2 separate regions of the Homo sapiens genome follow, and region 2 is linked to region 1. A link is a loop called in an ENCODE intact Hi-C map of the cell type or tissue named here. Cell type or tissue: heart left ventricle. All regions are shown on one strand. Links, peaks and the distances in the headings refer to the core of each region. The heading gives the core; the rest is flanking DNA.

Evidence for each region. Hi-C counts contacts between places; a loop is a spot of excess contacts. Peaks named below come from ENCODE experiments on the same cell type or tissue, not always from the same donor. Only the 100,000 strongest peaks of a DNase experiment are listed, where the experiment ranks them.
Region 2: it touches region 1 in a loop (2.8-fold over the local background); 7 of 110 quality-filtered maps call a loop at or near these places.

The regions. Positions count from the first base shown.
Region 1 is chr2:57,908,974-57,920,898 of GRCh38, reverse strand. It overlaps LOC124907770 (a long non-coding RNA gene), which reads left to right and starts at 4,577. Exons shown (of 2, transcript XR_007086325.1): 1 at 4,577-4,618; 2 at 6,178-6,858. It also overlaps a transcript of VRK2 not described here. RefSeq lists an enhancer at 11,832-11,925. In heart left ventricle, for the core only: no CTCF peak of the experiment used is centred there; no DNase peak of the experiment used is centred there.
Region 2 is chr2:58,210,112-58,218,111 of GRCh38, reverse strand. The region is part of intron 5 of FANCL (FA complementation group L); the gene reads left to right. Among named protein-coding and RNA genes, the nearest start is that of FANCL, 27 kb to the left of the region's middle. In heart left ventricle, for the core only: no CTCF peak of the experiment used is centred there; no DNase peak of the experiment used is centred there.

The DNA of each region.
Region 1 (11,925 bases), core at 2,086-10,085:
AATATAACATGTACTATTCTGATCCCATAATAAAATGCTTTTAAGTGGATGATTGAGGCAGCCACCTACACCCAGCCGGAGTCAGATTTTCCTTTTCATCTATTGCCACAGGAATTCTCACCCATAGTTGATCTCTGCAACCAAATAGGTACTGAAAGTAGTAGGTGTTTTCCTTTGTGTATTTTTAAAAAGTGCTAAGAGAAGGTCACTAACTGTGTCCCCATGTTTTTGTTACTCTCAGGGAGCAACGTTTTGAATAGCAGTCTTCAGTGTTTAGATCCAGTTGCGTACCCTATGGTCACCGATACTCAACTCCAGCTTTTGTTGTTGAGAATGAAAATGACTTCCACTAGCCTGACAAGCACATAATAATCACCCTTTCATCACCTACTACTGAGGTCTCTTTCTCATCTGCAGAAAGTAAAACTGAAGTCTGTTTACAAATCATAACTGAGCCCATTGAGTAAAATATCCTGTGAAATCAATTGATCGTGAGGATATGTGAAAATTTCCATAGTTTGCCTCTTATTGAAATTCTGTATTAGCCAGGCAGTCTTATCTGGAGTGTGACAGTTAGTTCAATTAAAGAATAATAAGTCCAAAAATGATATGAGTCAACTAAACAGAGGCATCCAGACATTGTGCTCTGGGCTGAGATTTACTATAAATATGGGAAGAGTGTATGCACTGCACAGCTTTTTTTTGGACTGATCTTATTTGATAAGCTTCTCTTTGGAACAGTCTGTGAAGATGGCTACCATGTAATTAGCTAAGCAATAAGTTAGGTGTTTAAAAATATTTTTTCAGGTGCTTTTTTGTATTCATGATAGATTCTCAACACCAAAAATCAATCTCAATCAAAGCGGCAACTGAGTTTATCATAAATTATCATGAAAAGGTTTTCTACTGAGTAGATGGTTAATTACTATCTAATTTGAATAATTTTGCATATTAATGAGGAATGAATGAAAATCATTTTTAGACTTTTAACTTCAGCTGAGAAACCCATGGAGATAATGGCTCCTTTTTAAGAGGTATGTGATCTCTGTTACCAAAGAAGATACTTTTTAAAAAAAAATTACTGACTTCGGTTGATTAATGGATTAGTGTTTTCCCATTAATAAACTATATCCAAATGAAAGACAACTTCATTATTTGACTCTGTAGCCCCTAGCTGCCTGCCAGGTAAGAAAAATGGAAAATAGATGAAGAATGTGCTAAGGAAAAATATAACCTTGCTCAGTCCTTCAAAATTTCTGGATACAGACATTTGTATGTTACTGATTGTGAATGAATTTTTATAACTTGTATATTTTTGTCACATGAAGCTCTATGTATACTTGTTTACACATGATATTTAGATTTAGAATGTACATATTGAGCTGAAAATAAGGGTATACTCTTAAAACTATTACTGTATTCTCCAATTTGAAAAAGTGACTGACAATTGCCTCAGGACTCAGAAATTATTGCCAGCCAGAAATCGAAAGTCACTTTTATAAAGTATCATGAAAACTTTCTTAGCATTGCAAACAAAGAATAACACTTTTTATACTTTTTAAGAGAAATATTGTTTATATTTCTTATAAAACATTATAAAATATATTTCCATTTAGGAAAAATAAGGAACAAACTACTTATCTCCCTCCAGTTTTCTTTTACCTTTATCTTTTATTTCATACTCAAAACTTCCCTATTTGATACTTACTTTTAGGCTATCTTTTTTTCCCCTCTTTGGGCAGAGTCTGCCATTATCCAATGATTCCATGCATTCAGTGGACTCTATACAGGATTTATTGCAGAATAATGCAGAACAGTCTTGATGAATTAAATTGGACAAGTATTTTTATACTTTGCAAACCAAAAACTTTAACCAAGATGGTCAATAGAACAAGATATTAATTCTTACAGCCCACATTCAACTTTTAAAATTGGATATTTTAGTCATGCCAATACCAGACCAGACAAGCATTGAGTTTAAAAATCTTCAGATACATAGAAATGTTCTTAAGATCAGCATTAATCAGCATTGTATTTTATCAAGAAGGATCAGGATTAGACTGGGCTCATGGAATTTCAATTGAGCACACAGATTTCAGAGCATGATTATAAAGTTCAATAGATGCCTTTGGATTACTTAACTCAATAGAAGAGTAAAAAGTAGAAGTGAGTTTTCTTTCTGGGTCTAGAGAACATGTCTTTTATATTACTAAAAACTCCAACAACACAAGCTCAATAATATCTGAAAAAGGAACTGCTTAGATGGGTGCTTTCACAATCAGTCCCAGACTTGTCCCACTCACTATTCATTTACCATCATGGTCAGTACCTTCCTGGCCAGAAAGTGAAGAAGATTTTACCAATATAAGGGTGATAGACTCTAAAAGTGGCATTGACAATACATCTGAAGAAAAGTCTGGAAAAGAGGCAAGCCATTTTAAAAAGAACTAAAAACCTTGATGTTTCCAATTGAGCCATATGCCAGGGTAACTCTCAGGATAAGAAATGAACTATATTTTATATGCACAAAGTAGGATTTTTCAAAAAAAATGAAATGAAAAGTGGCATTAGCATGAGCTGTCCACTCCCCCTCTCCTCCTTCTGGTCTCTTCCAGTCTCTTTTGCCAAAGAACTGAGAATGAATTTTTGAGAGCCAAGGATATGGAAAGGAAGACAAAATAAAGCTGGGAGAATTTTGGCGGAATTACATGCTTAACATACTGCACCATTTCTTTAATATATTTAAATAGTCCTGTGTCATCAGTTGGTGGCTTTTCTTTTCAACAATTTGCAATGTATTTTGTTTTTCCTTAATTAAGCTTCACATGCTGGAATTAATTACTGCTGGGTAGTTGAAATCTGGTGGTCTAATTTTCAACTTTAGTTAATAAAGCTCAAAGTCTACATTCACCTCTGAAATGATCAACCTTACCAAATTATATTTGTCCACTTTTACCTTCTAGATAATGAATATACAGGGCAGCTGCAAACTGTGATTGTAAAATAACAAGATTATTTTTCATGTGTGACTTGTAAATCCTCTCTCTTTATAAAGAAAACTTTATCATATGAAAGATCTTTATATTATAGGGATTGCATGTAAAACACAGGTTGCACATGTGTCTCCAAAGTATTCAAAGCCATCCCCTCTCTTAACCATTAAAGTAAAGCTATATCAACATTTCATTTGTCAAAAAAAAGTGAAAATTTTCTATATCATAAGCAGTTCAGTATGCTACCCTGGAAAAGTTTTAAAATATCTAGATACCATTACCCCAAACTAAATATTTTAAAGACTCTAAAAACTTTAGTCATAAATTGGTTGAAAGCAGGAAACCAGTCTACATCTAGATCTAGTATGACTAATTTTAGATAATAAAATACACATATACAATAAACTGCTCTCACATGCATAATGAGGTGTATTAGCAGGCATTATCATCTTTATTTTGCAGATGAATATATTAGGACTCAGAGATATTGAGATCTCAGGTCACTCTATGAAAGACTCGTCTTCAATTTGGGTCATCTGAATTTATAGCCTGACCTCCTTTTATTTATACCACAAGCACCCATTATAAAAGCAGAAAAGGAAGAACTGGAGGTAAGGGAGTAAAGGCTGATCAAGTGAGAGAGTGAGTAGGTCTAGTGCTAATTTCTTTACCTTTCTCTTTTCCTACATGTTGTTTCTTGTATTTCAACAAATTATCTCCCAGGTTGTTGGTATTCTTTCTCCAAGCCAGCTAGATACATGGATTATTAATCAACATTAAGGCATAAATGACTTCCTGACCAAATTTTAGCAAATTTTAGGGGATAATATCTGTTTCCCTAATTAGAACCTAATGATTCATCAGCTAGTAATCTAGAGATTGTACATTTGAAAATTTACATTGTGTATACTTGTTTCATGTACTCGTCACTTATTTAGGCTTCTAAAATAGTACTTTACATACGCTAGTTTATTTGATTCCCACAACAGCCTTATGAAGCAGATACTACTATGATCCTTATTCTACAAATGAGAAAACAGAAGGTAGAAGAACTTAAGTGACTTTCCAAAGAGTTGAAACTGGAATTTGAAATTACATCTGTCCAATTTCAGAGCCAGACAGTCACTCCACACTTCTGTAAATGGCTTTTCTCTACTCTGACTTAGTAAAACACATGGTCTAAGCTGTCTTATTTATGAGCTGCATCACTTTGGGCAAGATACTTAATTAGCTAAGCATTAGTTTCCTCCTCATTTGTCAGATAGGGCTAGTGATTACAAAGAGGTTTTTTAAAATTAAAAAAATTGAAAACCAATATCATACATGAAAAAAATTGTAGTGCTATTATTATTATTATTATCATTGGGCTTAAGGAGGGTGGGTCGATATAGTGAATATTCAAAACTTATAGGCTAACCTGAAGTTAAATGCAGTTGTTTATAGTTGAACCATAGTTGACTATGGTTCTTTAGGGGGTAGTCTTTTTTTTTTTTTTTCTCTGAGACGAAGTTTTGCTCTTGTTGCCAGGCTGGAGTGCAATGGCACGATCTCAGCTCACCGCAACCTCAGCCTCCCAGGTTCAAGCGATTCTCCTGCCTCAACTTCCTGAGTAGCTGGGATTACAGGTATGTGCCACCATGCTTGGCTAATTTTGTATTTTTAGTAGAGATGGGTTTTCTCCATGTTGGTCAGGCTGGTCTCGAACTCCTGACCTCAAGTGATCTGCCTGCCTCGACCTCCCAAAGTGCTGGGATTACAGGTTTGAGCCACCGCGCCCGCCCTTGGTGGGTATTCTTAAGATTGAAACATTTGTGGAGGTATTTATTTCTCCATCTAATGGGAGGCTTGTGCAGCAGTCCCCAGCCTTTTGGCACCAGGGACCAATTTCATGGAAGACAATTCCACGAAACTGGCATGGGGAGTGGTGGTTTTGGGATGAAACTGTTTCACCTCATCAGGCATTAGATTCTCATAAGGAGCGTGCAACCTAGATCCCACACATGCACAGTTCACAAGCAGGGTTTGTGGTCCTATGACAATCTAATGTCTCTGCTGGGCTGACTGGAGGCGGAGCTCAGGCTGTAATGCTGGCTTGCCCACCACTCACTTCTTGCTGTGTTTCCTGGTTCCTAACAGGCCACAAACCGGTACTGGTCTGCAGCCCAGCGGGTTGGGGACCCCTGATGTAAGATCTGTCAATGCAGCTTGAGCCTTTTATGACAAATACAGCTTATCGCAGATAACTGTTTATAGTAAGGTTTCAGTTAGAAACTGGAATTTCCTCTTGTTCATGAAGATTTCTAGTCATCATTGTTCCATCTTCTGCTTTGGTAGGGAAGTGGAGTTGGGTACAGTGGAAATCTTTCAGCTGCATTTTTCCCCATATTATTTTAACATCCTAGGGAGCACATATGTATATAATTATTGTATCTTTATTTTTTTAATCCATTCACCTGATTTCTTTAAATATGTGATGGTAGAACATGCTGATAAAACTTGCCACTTTGAAGTCAAATCTCATTATATAATTCTGGGCCTGATCTTCAAAAATAAAATAATAGAATTATTACTTTATAGTTGTTAGGTTATAAATGCTTTCATGTTTGCAAAATGTTTTTAGATTTATGTAGAATCATGTGTAGTTCACTATTGTAAAGTTTTATGATAACCAGAACTCACATTAATGTCTTTTGCTTAGTTTTCAATACATTTTCAACTAGAACATGTATTTAGTCTTTTTGGTTTTGAGGTAACTATTCCTATTCGGAGATAGAACTTTTAAAGAACTATGATTTTATTTTGCTATTTCTAATTTTGTCCTTTTTAGGTAAATATATATTATGTACATTTCATTTTACAGTGCACTTATTTAATATAAATAGTTCTGTAAACTTGTATTTTTTGTGTGAGGATCTTGAAATCAAAATAATCAACAGTAAACATCACAACTACAGCTGCAGCTTCAAATATTTTATAATCCAATCAAATTGTTTGAGTAGTAATGTATTTAAATGTTGTTATGGAATCCCCTCCAGACTTTTTAAAATGGTTACTCTGTTCCTGGGTTTGCTATTTATGAAATTCATAAAGGATGACATATTTTAATAATAGAGAATTTGACTTGGAGAGCAATGTTTCTTTTTATGTCTCAATAAAATCTAAAATTTTCTGGCTTAACTTTCAGAGGGACACAACCACAAATTATTCTTTTATTAGTGAATGTATATACATCTGTTGTTGCTGCTGTAATTAGAGTGACCTTAAATGAGAAGTCTTACCTGAGTTGTTTAACACCTTTTCGGATATTTGGATGAAGAAGAAGTTTTACCTAAGGAGATGAGGCACCAGGATGATACTAGGTGTGAAAAATACCTTTACAAAAGACTCATAGCAGAGGTCGTCATCTATAATTAAGTATAATGTAATATTTCAGGCCTTACCTAAGCCCTGATGTAGTTTAAATTATTTTTAAATTGTATAGGTTAAAAAAATGAATCGGGATAGAGTTATATTATTAGTCCTACAGAGCTGATATTAACTAAGGTTTTACTGTGTGCTATGTCCTAGGCTAAAACACTTTATACAATTCATGTAGTCATTTTATGAGATAATTTCCATTTTTTCTGATAAGGAACCTAAGTAAAAAAAAAAAAAAAGTAAGGTTAAGTGCCACAAATAGTAAACATTGGGATCTTGGCTATCTGACCTCAGAGCCTCATGTTTATTAGAAATTAATACAGATGTATTTAATTGTGCACATATATTTAATTGACTAATGGACAGAGGATCCTAATTTCAGAAGTAGATATTCTTGAAGTTTCAAAACATTAATATTCTATAAAATAAATTTTTTGTTTGAAAAGTTGACGTTTTTTCTCTTTAATGTATTAAGCAATTTTGTGTTTGACTTAAGAATTAGACAAGTAAATTGGCATTATTTTTGTTGGCATTTATATAGGCAAGCTAATAACTTATTGTGGTTACATTTTAACATGACTTATTCAATTAAGGCTTTATTAAATACTTACATATAAATATTATTAAGCCCCATTAAAAAGTACTTCAAACTGAAATATGATATAGAAACAGTATTTTTTTAAATGCTACAGTTTGGCATGAAAAAAATCCAATTTGGTATCCTAATATTCCATATGTCTCTGCAGTATTAAAACATGCAAAGAGTATGTATAATTTGTGAAAATATCCTAATATTATTATAAACATATATTGAACAAAACAATGAAGATCATAGTAAAGTTGCAGTGAAAAGTGCATCTAAAGTTTTAGAAATATTTGGGTGCAATATAATATCACATATAAGAGCAAAATTTAAAGTCAGGGAGATATCTAGCTAGGCCACAAAACTGCCCTCCTTATTCAACTTTATTCCTCTGTAATTTAGTTGGCAGATAAATTTCTCCTGAAAACAGAAAAAGGAGATTTAGATACATTGGCCCATTCCTATCAAATAAAAAAAATTGCTAATAATCTTTTGATGAGGAAATATTTGGAAAACTACTTTTTTAGCACTTATTATGTAGGAAGTAATTTAAAAAGCACTTTTATAGACAGTCATTTAACCTTTACGTAATCCCTATAAAATACCTATTACCAACTAGGTAAGTCTTTAAAACTCATGAGTTTCCATGACTTGCGTAATGTAAAATAACTAGAAATAAATTGGTAGGGCCAAGATTGAATCCCAGGCCTCATGCTCTAAATCCAGTGTGTTCTGGCCTCTCATGATCTTAGAATGTCCATGTTTCAGTCTGTTCAGGCTGCTATAACAAAAATATCATAGACCGTATGGTTTAAACAACAAGCATTTGTTTTTCACAGTCCTGCTGGCTGAGAATCTCAGATGCAGGTTCCAGCAGATTCAGTGTCTGAGGAGGCCCACTTCCTGGTTCATAGACAGCTTGTCTTCTTGCTGTGTCCTCACATGGTGGAAAGAGTGAGGGATCTTTCTGGGATCTTTTTAATAAGAGCACTAATTCCATTCAAGAGGGCTTCACCATCATGTCCCAAAGTCCCCACCTTCTAATACCGTCACATTAGGGGTAAGGGTTTTAATATATGAATCTCGGGATACAAATATTTAGTCCATAACAGCCCATAAGGGTAAATGCATTCCTTTCCTGTTCTAAGCAATTTGTATGAGTTAATTCTTTCTTTCCTTTGAATTTCCCAGCATACCAGAAGCTATTTGGCTGCCAGAAAATAGTCTTGTAACAAAAGCGGTTGCTCTTTAGTCAAATTACAAATATCCAACTAAACCATAAGAAACTCTTTATACAAAATTTCTTGGTGTCATCAAATATGTCCTTCCCAGCTCTTTTCTGATTTCCTCTCTGTTTCTGAGCTGGGTTTTGCCTCTGAGCTTATGAGCTGCTCTTCTCCCTTATATTTGTGCTCCTCCCTGTTTTGGTTAATTACTTCACTCTATCTTCAAGTTTTAGTCTTTTGTATGAAAAAAAAAACTTCTTCCTGAAAGCTGGACTTGCTTATCCCTCTGATGAACTCCAACCCAAACTTTGAGTGTTTTCATGCAGTAATGTGTCCCTTGGACACTCTTGGACTCCACCAGCCATGTCATCACTCAAAGTATGAACCCAGATGTCTGAATTAATTAGATAAGACACATGGCTTGTTCACTTGTAGATCTATACCAAAATTGCAGGATTTTTCCATGCAAAACCTAAACTAGCTCTTTTGCTAATTTCATCCATAATTCTTTATACAACTGAGAAGTTAGAATCTAGCTGAAAATTTGAAACTATTTGCTGTGCATTTATATCAGTTAATACTAGGCATTAATAAAAGATACCTGCATTGTCTTCTTTTCATTTTGTATTGTAAATCCAGCCCTTTTATGGGGTCTAGTAAGATTTGTGTTTTAATGTGCTCCTATATTTAGCAAATATTTACTAAAGGCCTATTATGTGCTAAGCACTCTTCTAGGAGAGCAGGTTATCTCTTATAACTCATTATATTCCCAGTGAATAGCATTAAGTCTTATACATAATGTATCAATTGACAAGCCCTGCTGTTTTGCTAGGTCCTAAAAAGTACAACAGTAACATTCCTGATTTTTTTCTTGGAAATCAGATTTCAGTCTGGTTTGGTCTGATTTTCAGATTTCAGTCCATTTGTCGGTAATTAAATGTTCACGGAATCCCCAATTATATCCATAAATGTATGTGATTATCACTGTAAACTATCCAGGCTCCATTGATGCACATGAATTATGCTAATGCCTTCAAGTTTATCTAGTTCTTTTATATGTCATTTTCCCTCTTTCCAGTACTTACCTCTTTGAATGAATCAGGGCAACCTTAAGAGAGAAAAACAAAGGTGGAAGTCCACTTAATAGTTACAAAGTAGATTCCTTTTGTGGGGCCAAGCAACTCCTTACAATGGGTGTGGGTTGGTCAGAGCTGGTTTCTGCGACCATCAGAACGCATCAGCACTGTCTGTGTTATCTATATTGTGGGATTTCTCAAGGCTTTCAATATGCCAATGTTAACTGTGACTCTCCAAAAAGGGTGTAGTGTTTCCCAAATGTATTTAACCATGGAACTTAACTCTTATTTTCTTTTGTCAGAGCATCTCTCAGAACAAGTCTCTAGGGACATATAGCTTGGGAAACTCTGAAACACAGAGTCACAAAAAGCATAATGTTTATAATCTAGAATATCTCTGAGGATCTTAATCCAAACTATGTTGCTAATATTACCATGAAGTAACTGGTGAGAGTAATGAGATGTAATGATTTTCATATTTTGCCGATGAGGAAACTGAGATGTAGAAAATTCAAGCAGATTTCCCATGATTGCTCCGTTGAGAAATGTTTAAAAAAAAAAAAAAGACCCAAAAAACCCTAGAGAACTCAAGTCTGTCTGACCCAATCTTAAAATCATTCCCCAATACTGTTTATTGCTCACTGGTTCTAACTGGGCATTTGGGCCTAGTCTGCAAACTCTGTGTTCCTGGGCCATAGCAGACTTAAAACCAAATCTCTGAGTTTTAATCTCAACATTGGTTAGTCCTTTAGGTGTAAGAGGATGACATCTAGTGAGAGCTTTTCTAAGGGATTAATTCACAGTATTTTATCCTTTTCTGTAGTATTGGCTTTGGAACTTATGTTGGGGGCAGGGATCAACCATCACCACTACCATAGCCACCAGTTTTTATTAAGCAGTAATTATGTGTTGGGTTGGGTAACAAACATTTGAAAATGTATACTTTATCTCCTTTAATCTTTCCCTCAGTCCTATAAGGTTGGCAACATTATAAAGAAACACATTCAGATAAACAAATGATAAAAAAGTCAAATATTTAGTAAATAGAGAAGCCGGGGATTAAATCCAGATCTGATTGATGGCAAATATTACAGGCTTGTCATGATCCATTTTGTCTTCAGAATCTACAGAGATAAACCCTGTATGAATTTCTCTTGGGGTCATGAAGAGACTGGGGTATGAAAGTGTCACACATTTCCTGTCTTCACAAGTTTACTTATTTTCAAAGCTGAGCGTTGTGTTTTATTGTCATAATCCAGGGAAGAGTACAATAGGGGAGTCAGCATCTCAGCCATTCTGATAGAATGCACCTTGACTTTGTTGAACTCCAGAGCTGACCTTCCCAGTGTTGAAAATCTGCATGGAGAAAGGGATTTATCTGGAGCTGTTACAGCTCTGGCATTTAGGCAGCCATGTAGGAATAGCTAGCTACGTGTTTTGTAGAAAATAGATCAACGATGGGGCCCCCATGGGAATGTTTTTTTTTTTTTTCCTCTATCTTCATTCATGGTTTTAAGTAGTATGGGTTTATTTTACCTATCAGGCTAATTACAAGTGATTTACCATTTTAATCTGGAATAAAAGATTTTATTTTTTATAAATTGACTATGTGGATGAAACATTTTTCTTCTTATTCCTAAAATACCTGTTATTATGGCTTATAGGATCAATAATTTTTACATTTCACAAAGCTTCTAAGAATATCTGAACATAGAAAATGGCAAGAAAAGGATAGAGGTTCAAATGAAACTGTTCAGCAGGTCAATAATTTAACGCTTTCAGAAAGTATGCAATATCAATTCTTGACAGATCTCTAAGACAGATTTCTTCATTAAAAATCTATTAAGAGTTAGAAGGAATTTATTAAACAAATTATTAATATTTCAGGCATTGCTAAATAGCAAATTAAAGCAAAGCAAAAATAGCATAGGAAAAATATATTTCATGATTAAAAATGAATTTCTTCTTGACAGCGAGTTTTACCAAAGGATAATTATTTCTCAAATATTTCAGTTTGGAATTTTAATCTTTGTTTGTTTTTGCATCCTGAGCTACCTAGTAGTCTGTGGTTTTATCCAGTACTATATCAGTTTATATGTTTTCTCCTTTTGAGAACTAAAAAAAAAACACACACACACACATACACTCAGGCTGAATATTTCTCCTGGATCTTTTTCTTTACAAGTGTAAATCATCACTTATGATAGTGAAAGAGTGCAGTACTTAATCTCCATAGTGATGCTATGACCCTGATGATCTTCAGTTTACTCTTGGTATTTCAGTTTATAATAATAGGTGGGTGGTTTATATTTGTAACTAATAAAATGCTTCCTAAAATATTGGACTGGTGATAGTTTTAAGGTTTATGATATTTTTACTTTATACAAAGTCAAATGAGTTCAGTTATGTTAGAAGGTAAACTGAGGCATAATAAAATGTTAGAGAGCTTATTTGAGCACTCACTTGAGAATCAGGAAGCTCCAAACCAAAAGCAGTTCATGAGCTCCACTGAGGGAATGCAAAGGGGAGGCTTTTACAGAACAGACACAGAAATAAAGCAAGCACAATATTTGATTGGTTATAGTTATACAGTTGCCTTATTTGGTATATCCTATTGGAACGTCCCTAAT
Region 2 (8,000 bases), core at 1-8,000, 300 kb before region 1:
TTAATTTTCATTGTGATTTCTTTTGACTTATTTAGTATATCTCTTAATTTTCAAACAACTGGAGATTTTTGGGTTATTGAGTTCCAGTTTAAGTCTACTTTTGTCAGAAATCATCCTTTTAATTATCTCAATACTTTGAAGTTTACTGAGGCTTGCTTTATGACCCAGCACCTTGTCAATTTTGGTATGTGTTCTATTTCCACTTAAGAAGAGTATGTAATCTCTTGTTGGGTACAGTGCTTTGCTTTTATTCATTCCTCACATTTATTAATTATGTGTGTCAGATATCCAATATGTTTAATGATTTATTTTTTTTTTTTGTCCGCTTGTCCTGAGAGCTCTGGAGAGAGCTGTGTTAAATTCTCCCAATATGATTGTGAATTTTTGGAATTGTTTTTGTTCCTCAAAATTTTGCTTTATGTCTATTTGCAGTCATGTTATTGGGTACATACAGATTTATAATTGCTATATCTTCCTTGTTGGTTTTCCCTTTTGTTATTAGGACATGTTTCTTTTCATCTCTAGAAATATTCTTGTCTTAATGTCTACTTTGTTATAACTACACAAGCTAATTAGTTACATATTTTAAAAACTGCTCTTTACCATTTGCATTTTTTTAAAACAGATTTTAATGCTGTATTGAAATTCTTCCTCTTTTTCTCTATTTTCTTTCATAGTTTTAAAATATTTTTCTTGCTGGCAGCCACCAGAAACTGGAAGAGGCAAGGAATAGATTCTCTCCTAGAGCCTCCAGAGGGAGCACATCTTTGCTGACACCTTGATTTTTGCCCAGTGAACAGATGTGGAACCCCTGGCCTCCAGAACTATGAGAGAATAAATTCCTCTTGTTTTAGCCAAACATATATATGTGTGTGTGTGTGTGTGTGTGTGTGTGTATATATATATATATATATATATATATATATATATATATATATATATATAAAATATATAAATATATATATAAATCTATATATAAAAATATATATATATGTAATGTGTGTGTGTGTGTATTTTTTTCAAAGTCCTGTATTCTGGATCCCTTTCTGTTGTTTTTATTTCTCTTTATTTCAGTCATACAGAGTCTGCAATTCCTTATTCCCCTCCTTAGTCTCTGCTGCCAAGGGTTAAATAATTTTTTAAAAATATTTAAAAAGCTGTAATAAAATAACATCAAAGGAAATGGGAAAAAGGATTGGGGGGTCAGGAATCATGAAGGATGGTAGAGAAGCGAGCCTCTTCTCCTCACCCGCTTTACCCCCGTGCTTGGATTCCAACCTGGGCGGTAAGGAGAACTACCCCACATCTCTAGGTACATCCCAGTTGTAGGTGAGGTCAGAGGTCAAGGTATGAAGGTACCTGTGTGTGAATGGGAAGGTGGACAGTGTGCATTCTGTTTTCACTTTTTTGTGTATGGTTTATTGTCATATGATCTTATATTTTGGCATCCCTAATACTTTTTGAAAACTAAAGGGTTTTTCTCTACTTTTCTTTATTTTCATAACTGATTCAATACAGAATTGAAATGTTCTGTAACAAAAAATGTAAAATCTTAAATCTTGTCTCTGCTCAATAAGGTAACTATTCTTTCTTTCAAAAGAACTGGTGAAAGGAGATAAATGAGGAAACTGGCTTAATTTGGAGGCATACTAGTTAGTGTACCTTTTCTCATTGCCCCTGCTGCATTTGCCCTTGGCTATTCAGACTTCAGTGCTATGTAGTGCTATGTTTACTGTTGGATATTGCACATAAAATAGTTTAGAGGCCCCAGATGATATTATTTTCTTCTGTACAGGGTTTAGCTTTTCTCTTCCTGGGAAGATAGACTGGGAACAGATTGGCAAAGGGCCCAAGTGGGTTCAGGATGGGTTGTAGTTTTCATAGAGGTCAGTCTACCTCTGATTGCTGCCCTTCCTGTCTCAAGCTATAACCCTTTAGAGCTTCCAAGCAAGAGCCAGGTATATTCATTGGGATTTCCCCCCTGGTAGATCCTAAACTCTAACCTTTGTGTCTCCACAAGACCTCTCAATTACAGTTTGGGGTCCATTTTTGACAAAGCTCTATCACTTTTTGTTAGCATTGCTTTTAGGAGCAGTCTTTCAAGAGTTCCCACAGAGATCCTGGGGTATTCACTGAGACTTTGTCTCACTGGTAGGCCCTGAATTCCAATTAATTTCTCCTTGTATTATGAACTTTCTAAATCTTGTTTTTCATTGCCTTTCTGCTTGACTTTTTATCCTCTTATTCCCTACAGTTTAAGGATTTATCAGAAGTTTTGAGGGAATATTGGCAGAATGTTAGGCCAGGTTCTGGGCCTACCTTTCCCCAGATTCTGGCCTTTCCAGTCTGTTATTTTTCTCTCTCTATCCTCAAGAGATTGGCGGAAATGATGCTTTTTTTTTTTTTTGCCACTTAATAGCAGCTCTCAATCTGGGCTCTTTGCCCAGATCCTTCTTCTCTTGCCCTGTGCCAGAATTGATAAATATATTGAGGAAAATGGCTTCAGAATGTTGGCTTACTTCACTTCTGTTCCCTCTTCTTTAGGACTTTGGCCCTTCAAGGCCTGGTCAGTTTAGCAATTCTTTGATGCTTTCAATTTTTTTCCCCCATTTTCTTTTTATCAGCCTACTTTAGTTGTTCACTGTAGAAGTGTTGGTCTTTAGCAAGCTATTCCATTTAGGCCAGAAATAGATGTTACATATAATTGTAAGTGTACTATATTATGATATTGAGGACTGGTTGATATTTATTCATGAGATTAGGCTTTATTTATTAAGACATTAGTCTTGAGTAGGATTTGGGATGGTTGGAGCCTTTTAAATAAAATTAAGCATAACAATGGTGAGGAGAGACAGGGAAGACAAGCAAAAAGTTGAGATGCCCTAGCAGCAGTTCCTGCTGAGGTTATGATTAGTTTTGAGGCATTGATGTCATGGACCTAGTCATTCTTTAGGTATAGATTGATGGAATAAAGAAATATTATTTTGACTTATCTTCAGATGCTTAATGTTAATATTTGTTTTTTAGAGCATAGTTGGAAATGTAGAAAGGGTTTGTCAAGGACAGAGGAAATGTTCTAGTTTTATTTCTGTTGTATTGAGATGGTGAGTTTGAGGCAGCCTACCTCAGTGGATCTGACATGGTTGAGAGAAGTGCAATAAGAAAAATCAGTTGAAGCGTTAAGGATGTGATATGAGATTTTTGAATCACTCATTTTTTTACCCTGCTAATAATATTTATGGACTTCCTATAATGTAAAGCACTAAGGATACATAAGGCAAGACTTAAGATTCCTCATGGGCCAGGTGTGGTGGCTCACACCTGTAATCCCAGTACTTTGGGGGGCTGAGGTGGGGCAGATCACTTGAGCTCAGGAGTTTGAGACCAACCTGGGCAACATGGTGAAACCCCGTGTCTACAAAATACAAAAATAAATAAATAAATAAATTAGGTGTGGTGGTACGCACCTAGCTTCTCGGGAGGCTGAGGTGGGAGGATCACTTGAGCCTGGGTAGGTCGAGGCTGCAGGGAGCTGAGATCACACCACTGCACTTCAGTCTAGGTGACAGTGAGACCCTGTCAACAAGAGCAACAACAATAAAGATTCCTCATGGAACTTATATCTAGTGGAAGAGTCAGAATTTAGGTAGTTGATCATAGTAATACTGAATTATGACCACGATAAGAAGGGTAGAGTATAATTATAGGATTCTTGAGAGTTATAAGAGAAATAGTCAAGTATATAAAATATGGAGTAAGTGTTTTGTGAGCTAAATAGAAAGTGTTGTCTTTTGCTTTGTATTATACCCATTGTTCTAATGTAGGAGAAAAAGGAACAGATTTCTAACTTCGATAATAGATGAAAGCCAAAAATAAGGATATGAATATCTCTATCATATGTCACTTATCACAATATAATTGCCTCCTTTTTTCACTAAGATTGTTACATACTGGGACTGTTGTTTATGAAGTTTCTGTTGTGTGCCACTGACTGTGCTAGGTGCTTCATGTATTCTTATTTAATTTCTCAGGATAAATTTTAGGATAAATATTTTTATTTCCAACTTTTTCTATAAAACAAGTGTATATAGACAGGGCTGGGTACATAACACCACTCAGGCATTCTGTGTGAATGATGCTCCCTAGAGTTGTCCCATAGGGCAGCTCCGATATGGAGCCTTTAATAAATTCTCCCCAACTACCTGGAGATAGTCACACATTGAGGGTGAAACTAATAAAAAGTATCTTACCACGAATAAAATGGACGATTTGCAAAATTAACACACCCTTGGAGAGTTTCAAAATCTGTTGCGTAGATTTGTGAAAGATTATAGTTTAATTATAGTTACTAAGGTGGATGAATGACTTTTTTTCCCTCTCTTTTTTTTTTTTTTTCTTTTTTAAGAGACAAGGTTTTGCTGTATTGCCCAGGCGAGTCTCACACTCCTGGGCTGAAATGATTCTCCTGCCTCAGCCTCCCAAAATGCTGGGATTAACAGGTGTTCGCTGCCATGCCTGGCCTAGGATGAATAAATGACTTTCGATTTAGCTGCTGTTACTTAATCATTTGTTTTATACTGTTTAAAAATAAAGAATGTTTTAGCAGAAGAGAAGTGGTGTGCATGGATTGTGAGAAGCCAAAGAAGATAATTCTGTTTGTGTTAATCCATTACTGTCTGGTAGAGTGACAAAACCTATCAACTTTATTTTTATGGCTTAACTCTTAAATTAGGTCTGGTACACACATACACTGATAAAATTGGGTTTCAGGACCTGCTGATCTAAAGCTGAGACCTGAACTGTGCTGTCCACATACTAGAATTGCTACTGTTTAAGGCCCCGCCTGAGGAGCTGGCTAAATTCTTAATTTAAATTATCTTTTGAAATGACACACACAATGATTTGCATGACAGATTGATTTAAATGTATTTACAGAATCTTAATGATTTCTAGACTCTGTCAATAAGTCTGTATTTTCCTTACACTCTAAATAATAATCTTGTAGATTTGTCAGTATAATCATAAAATCTGATACAGAAAAATCCTTGTTAGATAATGCTGGCCTTGCTGTGTTTTTAAATTACATATTTGGTATTTCTAATCAACTCTATAGGATTAGACATTATACAAATTCTAAGTTGGAAAAGAAAAAGAAATATTTAAAATAAGATGAAAGCTTCCCTTTCTTTCCTTAGAAAGAAATATGGAAATAATATTGAGAATTAGTAGTTGACCTTAAGTTTGATTGCTATTGTTATAATTTCTGTTCTTATTTCAATTTCTATAAAAACACAGTCAAAACAGCAACTTCCCCAAAGGTTAACGTGAAGATGGTATGACAGGTCTGGGTTATTTTGGGTGTAACACTGGCTCACAAAGGTAAGTGATACAAAATGATGTCTTGGTGGGTTTCTGTTAACTTCTGCCCATGTTGTTTTACAGAATGGCCTATTAAAAAAATAAGAATTAAACAGTCCTTTGTGTTTAACAAGATTTTCTGTTTGGTATTAAGAGTATCCTAGAGTTGAAAGTACCAAATACTTTTGCTTTGAGTAGCTTATCATGCATACCATTTTGCCTAGGACAGCCCTAATTTATGCTTTTTGTTTTGGCCCCTGTCAGTCTCAAATATGTCCCAGTTTGGAAGAAATACATATCACTTTATGATATGGTTTGGTTCTGTATCCCCTGTGTCCCCACCCAAATCTCATCTTGAGTTGTACTCCCACAATTCCCATGTGTTGCAGGAGGGACCCGGTGGAAGATAATTTAATCACGGGGGCAGTTTCCCCCATACTGTTCTCATGGTAATGAATAAGTCTTAGGAGATCTGATGGTTTTATCAGGGGTTTCTGCTTTTGCATCTTCCTCATTCTCTCTTTGCCTGCTGCCATCCATGTAAGATGGGACTTGCTCCTCTTTGCCTTCCACCATGATTGTGAGGCTTCCCCAGCCATGTGGAACTGTAAGTCCAATTAAACCTCTTTCTTTTGTAAATTGCCCAATCTTGGGTATGTCTTTATCAGCAGCATGAAAACAGACTAATACAGTAAATTGGTACCAGTAGAGTGGGGCATTGCTGAGAAGATACCTGAAAATGTGGAAGCGACTTTGGAACTGGGTAGCAGGCAGAGGTTGGAACGGTTTGGAAGGCTCAGAAGATAGGAAAATGTGGGAGAGTTTGGAACTTCCTAGAGACTAGTTGCTTGGCTTTGCCCAAAATGCTGATGGTGATATGGACAGTAAGGTCCAGGCTGAGGTGGTCTCAGATGGAGGTGAGGAATTTGTTGGGAACTGGAGCAAAGGTTACTCTTGTTATGTTTTAGCAAAGAGGCTGGTGGTATTTTGCCCCTGCCCTAGAGATATGTGGAACTATGAACTTGAGAGAGATGATTTAGGGTATCTGGTGGAAGAAATTTCTAAGCAGCAAAACATTGAAGAGGTGACTTGGGTGCTATTAAAAGCATTTAGTTTTAAAAGGGAAACAGCATAAAATAAAAGTTCAAAAAATTTGCAGCCTGACAATGTGATAGAAAAGAAAATCCCGTTTTCTGAGCAGAAATTCAAGCCAGCTGCAGAAATTTGCATAAGTAACAAGGAGCCAAATGTTAGTCCCCAAGATAATGGGGAAAATGTCTCCAGGGCATGCCAGAGGTCTTCACGGCAGCCACTCACATAACAGCCCTGGAGGTGTAGGAGGAAAAAGTGGGCACAGGGTCCCAGCACTGTGTGCAGGCTAGGGACTTGGTTCCCTGCATCCCAGCTGCTCCAGCTGTGGCTGAAAAGGGCCAGTGTAGAGCTTGGGCCGTGGCTGCAGAGGGTGCAAACCCCAAGCCTTGGCAGCTTCCACATGTTGTTGAGCCTGTGGGTGCACAGAAGTCCAGAACTGAGGTTTCAGAACCTCCGCCTAGATTTCAGAAGATGTATGGAAATTCCTGGATGCCCAGGCAGAAGTTTGCTGCAGGGGTGGGGCCCTCATGGAGAACCTCTGTTAGGACAATGCGGAAGGGAAGTGTGGGATTGGAGTCCCCACACAGAGTCCCTACTGAGGCACCGCCTAGTGTAGCTGTGAGAAGAGGGCCACCATCTTCCAGACCCCAGAATGGTAGATCCACTGACAGCTTGCACACTGTGCCTGGAAAAGCCACAGGCACTCAACACCAGCCCATGAACTCAGCCGGGTGGGGGTGCCATACCCTGCAAAATCACAGGGGTCTAGCTCCCCAAGGTCATGGGAACTCAACTCTTGTATCAGCATGATCTGGATGTGAGACATGGAGTCAAAGGAGATCATTTTGGAGCTTTAAGATTTGATTGCCCTGCTGGATTTTGGACTTGCATGGGGCCTGTAGCTCCTTTGTTTTGGCCAATTCCTCCCATTTGGAATGGCTGTATTTATCGAATGCCTATACCCCTGTTGTATCTAGGAAGTAACTAACTTGCTTTTGATTTTATTAGGCTCATCGGTGGAAGAGACTTGCCTTGTCTTAGATGAGACTTTGGACTGTGGACTTTTGAGTTAATGATGAAATAAGTTAAGACTTTGGGGGGCCTGTTGGGAAGGCATGATTGGTTTTGAAATGTGAGGACATTTGGGGAGGGGTCAGGGGTAGAATGATATGGTTTGACTCTGTGTCCCTACCCAAGTCTCATCTTGAATTGTACTCCCACAGTTCTCATGTGTTGTGGGAGGGCGGTTTCCCCCATATTGTTCTCATGGTAATGAATAAGTGTCATGAGATGTGATGGTTTTATTGGGTTTCTGCTTTTGCATCTTCCTTATTCTGTCTTTGCTGCCATCCGTGTAAGATGGGACTTGTTCCTCCTTGCATTGCACCATGATTGTGAGCCTTCCCCAGCCACATGGAACTGTGAGTCCAATTAAGCCTTTTTCTTTTGTAAATTGCCAAGTCTTGGGTGTGTCTTAGCAGCATGAAAACAGACTAATACACTTTATAAGATACATTTATTGTAATAATCATATGTTCCTAGATAATTCA